Linked DNA regions of Homo sapiens: region 2 is linked to region 1. A link is a contact called in ENCODE Hi-C or POLR2A ChIA-PET data. All regions are on one chromosome and are shown on one strand. Each heading gives the region's core, a stretch centred on a gene start or an enhancer-like site at or near the end of the contact. The rest is flanking DNA. Distances are from core to core; before and after follow the strand shown. Region 1 overlaps FAM13A (family with sequence similarity 13 member A). Region 2 has its middle 82 kb from the start of GPRIN3.

What was found. A loop is a pair of places that touch in the nucleus more often than their neighbours do. ChIA-PET counts read pairs that join two places held with the same protein, here RNA polymerase II (POLR2A). Pooled maps may share reads with other maps.
Region 2: a loop to region 1 is called in a map of MCF 10A, with 11 times the contacts of the local background. The contact joins two enhancer-like sites. A Hi-C loop is called at or near these places in 2 of 168 maps with a recorded cell type or tissue (MCF 10A and naive thymus-derived CD4-positive, alpha-beta T cell), 3 of 37 single-sample maps with no recorded cell type and 13 of 50 pooled maps. POLR2A ChIA-PET finds 5 or more read pairs at or near these places in 1 of 52 experiments (OCI-LY7).

What each region holds. Positions count from the first base shown.
Region 1 is chr4:88,815,728-88,821,445 of GRCh38, forward strand. The region is part of intron 7 of FAM13A (family with sequence similarity 13 member A); the gene reads right to left. Among named protein-coding and RNA genes, the nearest start is that of FAM13A-AS1, 110 kb to the left of the region's middle. Within about 2 kb of position 3,089, at least 8 of the 41 ENCODE cell types and tissues checked have a DNase peak (open chromatin) inside an H3K27ac peak, as active enhancers do.
Region 2 is chr4:89,222,876-89,228,822 of GRCh38, forward strand. No RefSeq gene overlaps it. Among named protein-coding and RNA genes, the nearest start is that of GPRIN3, 82 kb to the right of the region's middle. Within about 2 kb of position 4,241, at least 2 of the 41 ENCODE cell types and tissues checked have a DNase peak (open chromatin) inside an H3K27ac peak, as active enhancers do.

The sequences.
Region 1 (5,718 bases), core at 1,839-4,338:
GATATTGTGTGACCTGAAAATGTTTATTATAATCTGAAAACTTTAAAATATTTATTAGAAATTCAATCTTGAACTACGTTTATTTAGAAAAATTAAAGAAGGCTGAATGTAACATTGCTCTTAACATTTTCCATTGACAGATGTATGTTTATCCCTAGTGTATAAACTACTCAGTGTCTATGACAAAACATTCCTCCAAATACAAAATATTAATAGTTGCTATCTGTACTAGGAATAAGAGAATCCAAGTTCTTTTTCTAAAAAAAAAAAAGAAAGGTAAATTCAACTTTTTTGAATAAATCTTTATCTTAAAAAAACCAAAGTAGAATTAATTCCAGATAATTACAAAATAGTCTTTTATCCTCTCTATCATTATATAAGAAAAAAGAAGCAGAAGAGGAAACCTTCCTATTTCAATGTACATATAAAATAGGAACTTCATTTTCCTTAAACTGCATTAATGAATACAGTAACTCTGGGAAATAAACTAAAAACTATTTCCTCTTTCTCAAGGTAAATATCAAATACTCCGCAATGTAAACAGAAGTAGTGTTCCAAATTGTTTTTTCTTTGCACTACAGGAATGCTTATATAATAACTAAGGGTGAGTAAATTACTTGCAATTTTTTAGTATAAGAATATTCCTAGCAATTTATATGGAAAGCTTTAGAAATTATGTCGACAATAGTGTTCTGATATGCTTCCATTAAATTTCTCTGTAGTCTCCAATTCAGCAAGTATTTACTGAGTACCTGCTACGTGCCTAACATAAAAACAACTTAAGCTGCCCTGTCCCGAGTCACTTTTAATCTGTAGTGCAGTAAGTGTCTATATATTAGAGCTCAATGCTAATGGGAGGAAGGTCAGGAGTTCAGTTTCCTCTGCCAGTTAGCTAGTTTTTATCTTTTGAATGACAATAGACTCTTCCCTTTACTAAGCTTCTAATGGGGGAAAACTCCACTATTAATCCCAAATACATGCCATGATCATCAACTTCGTATACAAATGGCTATTCTTTAGACATGTGTGTAGAGTGTTTTCCATTTGTTTCTACATATGTCACTGAACAAGTCATTTTGTTTCCCTGTGTTTGAGTTCAGTCATCTGGAAAATGGAAGCTATAATTTAGATTATCTTTAGGGATCCGTTTGGCTCTAAAATAGAGTCTATATTTTCATAATTCTCAAAAGTTACTTTTGCATATGTTAATAGCAGCATTATTCATAACAGCCAAAAGGTGGAAATAACCCAAATGTCCATCAACTGATGAATGGATAAACGAAATTTGCTACATCCATATATCATAATATTATTCAGCCATAAAAAGGAATGAAGTATTGATACATGCCACAACATGGATGAATCTTGAAAACATTATACCAAGGGGAAGAAACTACTCACAAAAGATTACCTATGATATGATTACATGCAAACTGATGATATGATTACATGCAAACTGTACAACTCTGTGAATATACTCAAAACTATTGAATTGCATATTTGTATGATATGTGAATTATATCTCAATAAAGCTGTTAAAAAATTATTTCTATAGCCAAGCATGGTGGCTCATGCCTGTAATCCCAGCATTTTGGGAGGCTGAGGCGGGTAGATCACTTGAGGTCAGGAGTTTGAGACTAGCCTGGCCAACATGGTGAAACCTCGTCTCTACGAAAAATACAAAAATTAGCTGGGCATGGTGGTGCATGCCTGTACTCCCAGCTACTCAGGAGGGTGAGCCAGGGGAATTGCTTGAACCCAGGAGGCAGAGGTTGCAATGAGCCAAGATCGTGCCACTGCACTCCAGCCTAGGGGACAGAGCAAGACTCTGTCTCAAAAAAAAAAAAAAGTTATTTCTAGTTCTTCTTAAGGTAAGAATAAATAGTGCATTAAAAATGTTTAATACAGAACATACTATTCCATTGGGAATCCATTCTGCACCACAGACAAATGTAAGTTTCATAGGAAAAAATAGGGTGAAAGCTTTGAGAGTTTCAAGAAATTTGGTTCAATTCTATTTTCAACAGTACTTCCTGCAAACCATTCCAGAGGTCATCTTCCAATATTGATGCGATGAAATGCACTGCAATGATATAGCACTACCTGAACTGTGCTAAGCACTTTTGCATTGATGGAATTGAAACTGTATTGCAAGCATAAGAAGACAAAACTAAAAGAAAAGCAACATACCCTTTACATCTGAGTAGTTTCATCATTTACAAAACAAACAAAACAAAACCCACAAAACCAAAACTATCACTTTTTCTTTTTCTTGAGACAGAGTCTTCCACTGTCGCACAGACTGGAGTGCAGTGGCATGAACTCAGCTCACTGCAACCTCTAACTCCAGGGTTCAGGTGATTCTTGTGCCTCAGCCTCCCAAGTAGCTGGGATTACAGGAGCATGCCAGCACGCCCAGATAATTTTTTTTTTTGTTTTTCTTTTTGTATTTTTAGTAGAGACGGATTTCACCATGTTGGCCAGGCTGGTCTCAAACTCCTGACCTCCAGTGATCCCCCCCGGACTTGGCCTTCCAGAGTGCTGGGATTACAGACATGAACCACTGTGCCTAGTCCTATCACATTCTTTAACTCCAAAATCTCCCTCATAAAATAAGTACCTTGGGTGGTATCATCTCTTACAGACAATGAAAATGACCTGCTCAAATTCATATATGGCCAGCTAGCTGTCAGTGTCTATATATGTTTTCTGATGGCAAGTTTACCACTGGTTTGTACTGAATAGTTAACATCTTTACTTTTTCAGTGGTTTAGACAGGATGATCCTAAAATTTGAAAATATCCTCACCTTAGTTCATGTTATCTTCTTTATTTGGAGTAATTAGCAAATATTTGGGCTCCATGGGTAATTAAACCATCATGTGAGAACAGAGCCCACAGAGATCTTATTTGTTCTCACTGACAGTGATAAAGCATAAATTCAGACACACAACCCATAGGCACTGGCCCAGATTTAAAGTGAGGCAGCTTTTAACTCCCTCCCAGACTGTGTTTGTGGAGGGAGAGGGCAGTGCCAGGAGTGCTACCAGAGTGCCAACAAGTTAGGAAAAACAGAGACTTCTAGATAAATTAACTGAAAGGTGTCATCTCCACGAGCAGCAGAGGGCTCTCTAACACCACACAGAAACTCACAAGCTGGCCCAACATTACCTGGGTTCTTCCCTGGTGAACTCCCATACCATCCCCATGTTATCAACGTTTACGTTGGCAAAAGGATATTCTAAAGAGCGATGCTTAGGAAGAACTGATGAATTCTACTGATAAGAAGCTTCAGTGAAACTTTTAGATATTGGGTCACTAATACATGTTTATTAATCGTCTTTAAGTCTTTTTTGAAGAAGAGCCACTGCAATTTGGAATTATGATGTGCTTCACCATCATAAAACAAATATTCAATAATATACACTGGATATCATTATTTGCTACATGAAAAAAATAATTACATAGACATGATTGATTTCAGCTTCTCACTTTGGTAGACAAACCCAGGAAAGAACAGGATGCCAACACATGAAAGCAGATGTCAATGCACTGAAATCAAAGGAATCCACATCAATCATCAGCACTCACAGGTTCATAACTTCATCTCATCTGCCATCATTATTCCTTGTGGATATAAATTCAGTTAGTTTACTGGAAAGTTAGTCTAGCAAATTAAAATACTGCAATGAAAGTTGAGAGTTTTGTCATAGCTATGACTCAGAGTTAAAATTTTGTATCTTAGCCTGCTTGAGTCTTTCTATACATAAAATAGAGATCCTTACCTACATCCCCACAATACCTAAGGGGAAGAAAACTCAATGAAATATGAATTGTACAAAGAGCCTGTGGTACAAACTAGGCCTGAGATCTGACAAAACAGATTATCTCATTAGTGACAGAAGGTAAATTTAGTCACCTGAGAAAACTTATATTTCAATTCTTAGTTTAATATAGTTTCTCCCTCCCTTTATTTCTGATATTATTTTATTTTTCTCAAGGAACTTTTTCCGATGCTAAGAATATCCATATAAGTTGATACACTATGTTGAGTTTCATTATTAGCTATAAGTAGTATGTAAATATTTTAGTATTTTAAAAAATAACTGGGACTGTTTAATTATCTCAATAGAGATAGTTAATAAGATCCTGTCTTTAAGCCATGTAGTGAATCATTAAGAACTGAGGACTTTACAGAAGGTTGTAATTTAAACATTCAGCCTCTGCCATGTTTTTTCTAAAGATCATGAGTTTCTAAACAGCCAACTCCATCCTGGAAACTCTGCCAATAACATTCAGTAATAAACAGATAGCAAGACACATTTTATTTCATTTTTAGTTTTTGACCTTATCTGTCATTCTCATCTTGGCTACAGATTAGCAGTAACAACGTATCTTCTATACACTCTCACAATACGCTAAGAAAGGCTAAAGAGGCATTTATGAAAACTGTAAGTTAAGTAGACATTAGGGTACAAACATGCCCCTAATAAAATCACACACTTACACGGGGTTAAATAATACACAGGATAATATTATCCATCTAGGCACATCTCTATTATTACTATGCTAATCATACTGTGTATTACTGAATTCACCACATGGTACTGTAATTGTCTGGTAATGTGTCTGCATCCTAACTAGCATGTGACCTCTTTGAAGGAGAGCTGTGTCTTAATTACCTTAGGATAACTGGCAGTACAGAGTAGTGTTCAGTCAAAGAGAAAATATTAAACAACACTCTAAGTATGTTTTGTTTTAATAGGTAAAACTGACAATTTAGGAAATGAAAGCATCAATTATGAAAAAATCCTCACATAAGGTCAGATATTAAATATGCTATTTGGAGATGTTGAGTAGTATAATGCTAGATTCCTATATATGCCAGCTGTCACTAGCTTTATAAGCGCTATAATCATTAACTAGAATTTAGATCAGTGTTTCTCTACGAGTGGACCATCTGCATTAGATTTAGGAAGCTTGTTAAAATGCAGATGCTCTCTCTGCTACCTCCAGATTTGGATGCAGTGAGTCTAGGGAAGGAGGGCAACAGGAAGGATTTGATTTGAAAAATAAGTTCCTTAGGTAATTCTCATGCACTCAAAGTATGAGAAGCATTGAACTCTCTGCTAAATACAAACAGTGAGCATGAATTTCTTTAGCTGCTATTTAAAGCTATTCTTTTACACATCCAATTTCAATGTAGTTTCTATCCCTTGGTGCTCTTAAACAGAATGGAACAAAGCACTCCTTCCAAGAATACTGCTAAGGCTCTGGAACCTTCCTGCTTCAGGCCCATAACGGTGGGGAGAGTCCGCAATAGTCATCATTACCACGAGAGTCACAGAAATCAATAGCCAAAGATACCAAACTGGGATTTGAAGAAACAATTACACGTAAGGGCGGGAAAGTTTTCTACACAAATGCTTAAATTCACAAGGCACGCTTAACAAAGACAACCGCACAAACCTGGTCTTTACCTTCAGGAGGTTTATAACCAAAGGTAGGTACAGGCTGGCAGTAAAGATTGCAGGGAAATCAGTCAAATTAAACTCTAAGAGCTGGGTAAACATTGCGGCAGTGAATGCACGTAACAGCGCTCTTCAGAATGGTAATGCAAAGAAACAAAAGTAGCAACTCAACATTCTTGAATGCAAATTCAAATTATTCCTGCATTTATTCCTACTAGGTTCATTAATCATGACTAAAAATACAAAAT
Region 2 (5,947 bases), core at 2,991-5,490, 410 kb after region 1:
TCTCTTGTGTCTGGCTTCTTTCATCAAGAATGTTTTGAGGTCCATCCATGCTGTATATCAGCACTTCATTCCTTTTCATTGCTGAATAATTCTCTATTCTGTGGCTAGATCATATTTTATCTGTTCACTCATTAATGGATATTGCGGTTATTTCCAGGTTTTGACCAATGTGAATAATACTCCCATGAATATTTGTGTGCAAGTTTTTATGACACTGAAGAGTGAAATTTCTGGCTGGGCATGGTGGCTCACGCCTGTAATCCCAGCACTTTGGGAGGCTGAGGCAGGTGGATCACCTGAGTTCAGGAGTTCGAGACCAGCCTGGCCAACATGGTGAAACCCCATCTCTACCAAAAAAACAAAAGTTAGCTGGGCATGGTGGCTCATGCCTGTAGTCCCAGCTACTTGGCTGAGACACGAGAATCGTTTGAACCTGGGAGGTGGAGATTGCAGTGAGCTGAGATCACGCCACTGCACTCTAGCCTGGGCAACAGATTGAGACTCGGTCTCAAAAAAAAAAAAAAAAAAAAAAAAAAAAGAGTGAAATTGCTAGGTCATATGGTAAGTCAATGTTTAACTTTTTAAAGAAATTGACAAGCTGTTTACTGAAATGGCTGTGCTATTTTATATTCTCACCAGCAACGTATGAGTTTCCAGTTTCTCCACATCTATGGCAAGACCTGTTATTGCATGGCTTTTTATTATGCTTATCTTAATGGGTTAAAAAAAAGGTATCTCATTGTGGTTTTGATTTTGTACTTCCCTAATGAATAATGATGTGGAGTATATTTTCATGTGACAATTGGCTTATTGGTATAATTTATTGGCACAGGTCATTTGGCTAAATGTCTGTTCAACTCCTTTACCCATTTGTAAATTGGGTTATTTGCTTATTTATCTCCTTTTTACCTCCAGGATGGAAGTGCTATTTCAATTTTTTTTTTTTTTTGGAGATGGAATTTTGCTCTTATTGCCATTGCTGGAGTGCAATGGCACGATCTCAGCTCACCGCAACCTCTGCCTCCTGCGTTCAAGCAATTCTCCTGTCTCAGCCTCCCAAGTAGCTGGGACTACAGGCATGCGCCACCACGCCTGGCTGATTTTGTATTTTTAGTAGAGATTTCTCCATGTTGGTCAAGCTGGTCTCAAACTCCTGACCTCAGGTGATCCGCCAGCCTTGACCTCCCAAAGTGCTGGGATTACAGGCATGAGCCACCACGCCCAGCCAGCACTAGGTCAAATTTTAAGGTCATTATTCCTTTGCATTTAAAAAATTGTTTCCACCATGTATTCCTAAATAACACATTGTTTTGTTTTGCTTCTTTTTGAGCTTTATAAAAAATGGATTTATACTGTATGGAGTCTTTAACATAAAATCCTGAGTGTCTTCCTAAATTAAGTTTTCATGTTGGGCAAAAACAATTGTTTTCCAACAATGGTACTATGATATTTAAAGCAGAAAGTTATCTTTAAGAAAGAAAAGATTACAAATGGGAACACAGGGCTGCTGATTCTTGTCTTTTGGAAGATTTAATGGAGTTATCGTAAGTGGGGTATAAGAACAACAAAAAGATGTTCTTAGGATTTATGAAAATCAACTCTTGCACTCATTTGATACTAGAGTGTAGAGGTATTTGCCTCTAGGTAGGTCTATCCTGCAGATTTTTTTTTCACTTTGTGAGACTAATTTTTGTAGCTTTCATGTCTCTTCCTTACGCCAAATATGTTAATTACATCTCTTGTTATTTTCAGTGCTTTCAACATGCTGTTTCCTATCTGACACAGATGTAGAAAACAGGTAATCTAGAATTGTGACAAGGATTAGACTGAATAGGCTCTGATTATGAGTCTGAGGGATTCCCTCTGGGATAAGTTAATGAGCTTTAGCACATGGACTTTGTGACATTTATTTTGGTTGCAGAGGCCTCTTTTTGTTTCCTTCCTTATTCTCAACTTTTACTGAGCAGAAATGTAGGGGTATGGACTTGAAAACAAACAGATTTGGTTTTGAGTCCTTGCTCTGTCATCTTATTGATTTTTTTTTAAAGAATAAATCACTGTTAAAAAAATTCTCTAAATGAGGATAGGAATGTATTGATCACAGTATGACATAATATAAGATGATATCTTTAAAGCACTCAATAAGTTATAAATATTATTATCTTTTTAATATATAAAGAGGCTTATCAACATCAAACTCTTAAATTGCTGTTTGGTGACATCTGAGAGTAGGAAAAATAAAAAGAGTTTAGACAATAAAACACAAAAATTAGTCTCGCGAGCTGAAAAAAAAAATCCCTGCAGTATAGAGCTACCTAGAGACAGACTGTACTTCATAGATAAGATATATAATGCTTATTAGACAGAGCAAGGGAGGAAAAATTGAGAATAAGTATTGGATTGGTTGGAAGTGGTAGTGGTAGGAATGGTGATAGGGAGAAAGTACTCCAGGAAAGTTAGATAAGAAAAACTTTCACATTCCTGGCGAGCAAATTGATGTCAGAAGTTTTATCATCAAGAAAAAAAAGTCCTGTAGAGGGGCTTAAACACAACATAGCTCAGGGTTCTCAAATTTGATCACCACCAAGACTTTCTTTTATTACCTTTCCCTCCATCTACTCCGTTGAATAAACTGGTTTACCAAGAGAGCTGATCTATCAGTGAATTAATAGGTAATGTGCATGGGAGAACAGAATTTGGAGGGGGAAAGATTTTTTCTCCTTTTGCTCTCCAGATAATAAAGGCAGGATGAGTTTGGGGCAGCAGAGACTATAAGATAGAGAGGTTAAGAGGAGGTTTAGCTCTCAGTTTCACCAAGGTTTATGGGCTTTCTCTGATCCTTACCTAGAGACACCATTATTTTTCCTTATGTGCTGAATTGAGTTTAGCTTAAGTGCAGTAAAACTATAGGGTTCACTAGCTCAAGGGTCTTTAGGCATTGGAAAGTCAGGGAGACAACTTCATGGGATTGGCAGGCAATCCCCAGAAAGTACCTGGAGCTGTGGTAATGGTATTTATGATGGATTTGCAAACAGCAGAAACCATCTAAAAGCGAGGAGGGGAAGAATACAATTTTACTGTTTTGTGGGCATTTGTGTAACTCCCCAGGGATTGTCAGAGGTGGCTATGTGAAATATAATTAAGGAGGTAGCTGATAATTGTACAGATAAGCGTGATAAATCAGATAAATTTTGGCTTAAATCATGATGTATGGTCATTCAAATCCACAGACGGGTAAGAGCTCAAGGTTTTTGAATTATGTAAATAATTTATTTTTTCAAATATGTTAATCTAGGACAAAAGTAATTACAATTATGCAATTATAATTAAGTTCTTTAGAAATATGTTATTTTAGTTAGCATACACATTACGATTCACGCATGGGTCTCTTGTAGGGCATAGACCTTTCTATTCCATTCTAGAATAGCTGTGTGTTAAAGAAGATAACTCAGAGGCATGAGTGGATTGTACAGCAGTCAGCTATGCTTGTAGCCTATTTTGCCCATCTCATCTCTAAAGATAAAATACTTCAGTTTTTTTGGGTGGAATTGGTGAAGAGACAGATGTCTCAGGCTTGTGGCAGAATGTCACCTTGGCAATTAATGGGGAAAGCAAAGACCCACGGCTTACTTACTACTAATTAAGAAGTCACAGTACAGACCTAAGGAGAAGAAAGATCTAGCATGGTGGCAGGCTGGAGCAGACAGGGTGGAGGTTGTAGCAACTAGCTGATGGGGCATTTATGGGCTTAGTTGTGTGAACAAATGTGAACTTGAAAGAGTCAGTCCTTCAGAATGGATCCCAAGTGGCTATTTAAAATAGACCAAGGAGCTATGTGCTGACTAAAGTTCACACACATACTCTGAGATGCACAAAAAGCCACACTTTTTTAACTTTGGGACTTTCAGAGCTCACCTGAACCAACCAGTCACAGCTTGGCTCTATCAATCAATCAGAACTCAGCTGTGTCAGCCAATCAGCAATAAGGAAGTTTGAATCCTTTGTTTACATAAAAGGACCTGCTCGGGAAGCTGGGCTGAAGCTTTTGCTATAAAACCCACACTCTTTCTTTGTTCTCTGGAACCACCTTTGTTTTACACCTAAGGCTGTGTCTCACCAGTTAGCAAACTGTTCACTGGAATAAAGTCTCTTTCCTTCAAATTCCTTTTCAGAGAACTTTTGTTCACAGTTGGCAGGAGGGAGAGTGGAGGGGAACTACCTCTAGGGCCTACCAAGAGTTTCAGAGACAGGTCATCCAGACCTTTCCAGCAGAGGGCAGTCACAGCTTGGTTTTTCTCATGCAACCCGTGGCTTCATTCCTTGGGTTTCACTGCCCTGGCAAGGCTAACTCCAGGTTCCAACGCTTAGGGTAGGGCAGTTCACTCTCTTTTTCTTTAATCCATGGATACGGAAAAGGCTTTTACTGAGGTCTCAAATTCCAGAGAAGACCTTGGCGATATTGTAACTACATTTTTTTTTCATACAGGGTACAGAAATGAAGATGTATCTACGTAGATTTTCTTTTTGCTTCCCTGCTCTCAAGTTTGATCAACGATCATGTTGGAACGTGTCTGTTCAGAATTTAATATGATTTAGACAAAGGCTTGAAGTTATGGTTGCTTAATTGAAAGTTTCTTGCAAAAGAGAAAAAATACAGACGTTTGAAGGTGGAAAACTAAGAGATTTAAGAAATATATGAGGAAACTCCTTTTCCCCTCCACCAGCTTGAGGAACTTCAAACACCTAGAAGGCATTTATTATTCAAATAATTATTTTGTTAGTGATTACTGATAATTTATTAAAGTCCATAGTCCAGAAATCTGTTAATTAACTTTATATTTAAAAATTAAAATGGAATGTTATGCCATTCTTACCAACAGCCAGGTTTTAGATAACGATGTGGTATAAATGATTTCAATTAATTACTGTTTCCTTCTCTTATTTAAATTTAGGATTCAATATTTATTTTTGCCAAATTATTAAAAAAATTTTTCCGTTTCATTAGGGAAGTTAGTTTAAGAGACTTAACCTCGCAATAAACTTCCAATTAGACAGTTTATTACAAAGTCTTACGTAGTGCATTCTTAATTTAAATATTATTCATTTCTAGCTGAACTTTCACGAATGATGTAAAGTTATTAATTACTGATACTACAGCTGAGTAAAGTAAGTCTTTGGTTCCAACTGAACCAGGAGAGAAAGGTCATTATATGTCTAAGAACTGGGCCCGCCTTACCTTTGGAGGAAGGGTACGACAGAGCACAGATTTTATGTTCTAAAGATGGCGGCACCAATATGGTTATCAAACTCACATGATTTCCTTACAAGGCGATTGACACACTTCTCAGTGGGGTTTGTTTTCTCCCCTTGAATCTAGGCAGGGCTTGTAACTGCCTTGACTAATGGAGTATCTCAGAAAGGATGCTATACAATTTCTAGTGCTAGTTCATAAATGGGATGTAGTTTCTGCCTGTCTCTACTGGAGGGACGTATAGGAATGGTGTGCCAGGTGCAGGCGACATCAAGGAGTGGTGTTGATGGCTACAAACGCTAACACTTTAAAGGTGTCAGCTTATATTATAGGCAGCGTGTGGGCTTAGAAGATTTTAATATTACTCCTATTCATGTTAGGGGGATAGAAACCCTCTGAAATCTATAGGTTGAATAGTCAAATTGTGAAAAGAGGATTTCTCTCTGGCTCTTTTAAATTAAACTGGGATAATTTTGGTTTTGAAGACTCTTCAATATCCCAAGAGTATAGTAGAGACTAAAAAAGAAAACCCAGGCCACCATAACCTTGCCTGTTTCCATGACTAAGACATGCACTAAACACAGATAAGCATTATGAACAGAACTGTACAACTTTTGACCATGTAGGACAAGGTTGGAAAAATAAATGTGTTGTCTCTCAAGAACTTGAAAGGATGCATTAGATAGATTTAGACCA